Regions from separate parts of the Homo sapiens genome. Here region 2 is linked to region 1. Evidence: chromatin loops called from intact Hi-C (ENCODE). Cell type or tissue: GM12878. All regions are shown on one strand.

Region 1 (2,500 bases):
CCACACCTCCCACCTTTGTATTATTACATTTATGTTTGCTTACACACATTTGAATTCCCACAAAACTTGCCATGTCTCCTTGCAAGTCTCCTGGCACCTCTTTCTTCAGCTGGTTTGCCTTCCTTTGTCTGCATCATGTTCAAATTCAGTGCTCCCTCTTCTGTTTGAGAGAATGAGTCATCTCACCTCCAGCCTCTCTTTCTTGGCCTCAGTCCTCTTTCCTATTAGCAAACACACAGCCAGGCTGCACATATGTCCCCGTCTGTGTGGTGCACCCCACAGAGAGCACTTCAATCAAATTCACATGATTTTTTTCCTTGAAACCAGGCCAGTTGCTCAGTGTTCACCATTATAGGCAGATATTTGATGCAAATGAGAAAAAAAAGAATAAAAAAGACAATGACAAACAATGACAAGAGCAACTAGCCAATCAGTGTAATGTCCCTTCTCATTGCATACAATCAGCTCCAGCTGTAGGCCCTTTATCTTGAGAGTTCATAGGATAATGCACACACATAATTAACCCAAACAAACTCACTTTTGTGGAAAACATTTTGAAGACTTCAGCACAAAAGAGCACTTTTTGGTCCAAATCCGGTACTATTCTGAATTTTTAAAAAGACCACACAGAAGCTTCATCAGCAGCACCCTAATTAAACTCATCAGTTCACAGATGTTTATAAGAAAATGATCAGCGAAAATTTTCACCAAGAAATCCTGCTTACAGATGATGACAATAGTATTAGTGATAAGAGCTAACATTAAGAACTGTATTGTGCCTGTCACTTTATATAGGCCAACACATTTTAATCAATAGCCTTTTGAAGCAGTAACTGCTATCATTCCTGTTTTGCAGATGTCAAAACTAAAGCTTACAAGGTTAAACAAGTCTCCCCAAATCACACAGCTAGGAAGCACCAGGGTCTAAGCTTCAGTATGCGTGACTCAAAAGCATGTGCTTTTAATCACTACATTCTGTTGCCAGTATCATAATACCACCTGTTCTGTGACTGAAATCTAAGTAAATTTTTCAATATTTCAGTCACCAAATAGAAACTGAGTGAACTACCACTATTTTAAACCACTATTATTATTCTCCCCAGTATCCTCTTTCCCCATTTCTCACCACTACCTTTCCCTCAACTTCTGCTTTATGGTCTAAAAATTTTCCTCGTGGTCTGAAGACTCTGTTAGCAAAGTCACTCTATGAAAATGTTGTTGAAGGTAATATTTTCTGGATCATTTCACTGCCCACCTTAAAAATGGCAAAAGGTGCAATTTAATAAGCACTGACCACATTTCTCTTTCACTGATAATCTAATGAGCTGTGTAGTTTCCATACTCTGAGGAGAGAGACAATGAGCCCTTGTCAGAAACAGAGCTTTGCTGTCACTTATAATCTAATCCAGTTAGTTTCTAGCCTTTGGTTTTTATTTTTAATTATTATTGACTTCTCATTCCCCCTGTGTTATGCCACCAGATACTGTTTCTCTTCTGTTCTCTCAGTATAGATGTTTTTGTGGGCCATAGTCACAGTATTAAAAGCTGCCTTAGGCAATCTTTTTTTTTTTTAGAGGAAACACCCACTTTCATATACATTTTAAACCATAGAACATCACATGTAAATATTCATTATCGGCCAGGTGTGGTGGCTCACGCCTGTAATCCCAGCACTTTGAGAGGCTGAGGTGGGTGAATCACCTGAGGTCAGGAGTTTGAGACCAGCCTGGCCAACATGGTGAAACCCTGTGTCTGCTAAAAATACAAAATTAGCTGGCAGTGGTGGCATATGCCTGTAATCCCAGCTACTCGGGAGGCTGAGGCAGGAGAATTGCTTGAACCCGGGAGGCAGAGGTTGCAGTGAGCCAAGATCACGCCATGGCACTCCAGCCTGGGCAACAAGAGCAAAACTCCATCTCAAAAAAATAAAAAGAATAAAAAATAAATCATTATCTAAGCACAAGTGGTAATGGCCCTAAAATAAATGATTAATCAAATGTATAAGAAGGTTTTGAAGAGACAGTGAGATCAGTGAGATATGTTAAGCTGCTTTCCATTTTACTTATTTATTTTTTGACTGGTCAGTGTATTAGGATGATGCAGTATACTATTACCACTGGATTAAGCAGGAAATATAATGATTCCTCAAGCTTTTATAATACTTTGGAATTTATTCTACTTTTATATGTAAACTCGGAAAGAAACCCTGTTCTCCTAAAGGGAGAAAGAACAGGTGATATGAGCCCTAGCTTTTAATGAATCAACATACAAATATAATCTCATTTTCATCTCGTAAGGAGGCTTGTGATCCAATTGATGGCTTTGACAATTGGAGGCAGTGTGACCTCTTTGTTGCAAGTTAATCTCTTTAAAAAACAGTTTTTCTCATCTGTAAAATTTGCCTGATTAATAGTATCTACTTCCTGGAGCTCTTCTCATGATAAGTTATATGATTCATGTCAAAATATGTGACATAGGACTCCTAAAATATATGGCATGC
Region 2 (2,500 bases), 270 kb before region 1:
AGGGGTTGTTATGAATACTCATCCTAGTATGCAGAAGGGGCTTAATGAATATTCATCGTGAGACTGGGGGTAAGGTGGGTGTATCTATGATAAAATAAAACATTTCTCTGACTGAATCTTGAACTGGTGAGTCAAAATGAGAAGCCACTGCTAGTTCAGGAGTTGGGCCAGTAGCAGTTACATAGGTCCATGGCTTACCTACATCTAGACCTTTGCTGCTCAGAGTGTGACCCATGGACTAACAGCAGTGATATTACCTGGGAGTTTGTGAGCAATAGAATCTAAAGTTCCACCAAAGACCTACTAAATCAGAAACTATGTTTTAAAATAAAAACTTCAGTGATTTGTATGCATATTTAAGTTTGAGAAACACTGCTCAATAAGAAACTTATTTTTTGGTTTGGATCCTGATGTTTTGTTCCTTCACTACATGTTTTGGCCTGCAGTTGAGATAGCTACCATTTTCTAACTCTTTTACTTTAAACATATACACATCTATAAGGAAAGAGCTCTATTTATTCAACAAATTGAACACACTATGAACAACTACTATGTTGTCCTACTTTCTAGACCTTTGCTTTCCAAAAAAGTAGTTATAAGTCACATATGGTTATTTAAATTTAATTAAAATAAAATAATACAAAATTACAAATTCATTCCTCAGTTGCACTAGCCACATTTCAAGTGCTTAGTAGCCAGTAGGGCTAATGGGTATTGTATTAAACAATGCAGATATGGAATTGTCCATTATTCCAGAAAGTTCTATCAGACAGAGCTGTTGTAGGCAATACATAATAAGAAAGAAATAGAAGAGATAAGGGAGCTAATTTGTTATCAAGAAATGATTATACTCTAGGTTCTTTATATGTGAGAGTGTATATATATATATATATATATAGAGAGAGAGAGAGAGAGAGAGAGAACCTAATTAATCATCAAAACTATCCTTCCAATTTTTGTGTGTTGGTTTAATTTCCTCCTTTTTTAAGTTGACTATTTTCAAATCTTCTAAATAGTCAGCACTCTCCAGGAATTGTGGGATATGCTCACATGGAGACATGATCCCTGTTCTCATGGCTCTTAAAAGCTTAACTTTGAAGACTCTTAAACATGATACACATGGAGGCAAATGTCAGCAATTACTGAAAGCTTTCTTAAAAGTTCAGTGATTCATCATTTTCTTATTGTAAAATTATAAAATTCCTATTTTGGCCAGGTGCGGTGGCTCACGCCTGTAATCCCAGCATTATGGGAGGCCGAGGTGGGCAAATTACCTGAGGTTAGAAGTTCGAGACCAGCCTGGCCAACATGGTGAAACCGTGTCTCTAATAAAAATACAAAAATTAGCCGGGCACAGTGGCAGACACCTGTAATCCCAGCTACTTGGGAGGCTGAGGCAGGAGAATCAGTTGAACCTGGGAGGCAGCAGTTGCAGTGAGCCGGGATCATGCCATTGCACTCCAGCCTGGGTGACAGAGCAAGACTCCATTTCAAAAAAAAAAAAAGTTCTATTTAGATTGGGATGATTTTTTAAAAGCCAAGTCAAAACAAAAACAAAAACAAAAAAAAACCAACAGAAGACCTGACCTACTTACCATTCACAAACTAATTCACTTTTTTTGCCTTGCATTACCCTTGCAGAGGGCAGTTTGTTGACTACTGTACTCATAGCTTCTCATTTACTGGGAAGCCCTTACTTAGGCTTGTCATTTTGGATTTAGAGCCAACGGGAAAATAAAACGGTTGTCCAAGTGAAGAATGTGACTGTTATGTGAAAGTAGCAATATTGGCCCGTCTTTCTTAGAGGGGTTCCCCTAAAAGCCTTACCTACCTGGACAGAGAAACCACTCTTATTCCAAGAAGTGTAACCTAGCAGAGCACTTTTAAGAACAAGGGGGAAATAATCCTGAAAAATATTTGTGTAGCTTCTCAAGCATAAAGCTGCTCAAGGTGCAGTCTGTGAACTGGCAGCGTCAGGTCTCACAGGTCAGGTTGTTAGAATCGTGGGATCTCCAGCTCCTCCCCAAAGCTATAGAATCAGAATCTCTGAGAGTGGAACCAAAAAATTTGTTCTTAAAAGTACCTCAGGTGATTCTTAGGATTGCTGAAGTTTGAGAGATGCTGCTCTACAATTTACAAGAGATTTTTAAAAGCTAGTGGGAGACCTTAAGCAGCTCTAGTTGCTAAACTGAAGTGGAGGTGAAAGTAGGAAATACTGCATACAGGAAGGACAAAATAAACATATCTAAGGCACAATGATCAGACATTTAGCATGAATCTGAATGAGTGTTTAATCCTGGTGGGTTTTTTTTTTCTTCTTTTTGAATCACTTGGGACCTTTAAACACATTGTTTCCTAGTCTAATGAATAGACATGTTAATGAAAATGGATAATGCATGGTGAAAAGCACATGTTGTTAAACACGCCTTGCTTATCTCTGCCTGGCTTATTCTTACATATCCTAAAGGGTTCAGCTTAAATTATGCTTCTTCTAGGAAAG

What was found. Peaks named below come from ENCODE experiments on the same cell type or tissue, not always from the same donor. Only the 100,000 strongest peaks of a DNase experiment are listed, where the experiment ranks them.
Region 2: a loop joins it to region 1, with 3 times the contacts of the local background. A loop is called at or near these places in 2 of 110 quality-filtered maps.

Annotation. Positions count from the first base shown.
Region 1 is chr11:83,969,010-83,971,509 of GRCh38, reverse strand. The region is part of intron 12 of DLG2 (discs large MAGUK scaffold protein 2); the gene reads left to right. Among named protein-coding and RNA genes, the nearest start is that of DLG2-AS2, 330 kb to the right of the region's middle. In GM12878, no CTCF peak of the experiment used is centred here; DNase peaks (open chromatin) are centred at 279 and 1,219; H3K27ac peaks cover 609 bases.
Region 2 is chr11:84,241,416-84,243,915 of GRCh38, reverse strand. All of the region lies in intron 8 of DLG2 (discs large MAGUK scaffold protein 2), which reads left to right. Among named protein-coding and RNA genes, the nearest start is that of DLG2-AS2, 600 kb to the right of the region's middle. In GM12878, no CTCF peak of the experiment used is centred here; no DNase peak of the experiment used is centred here.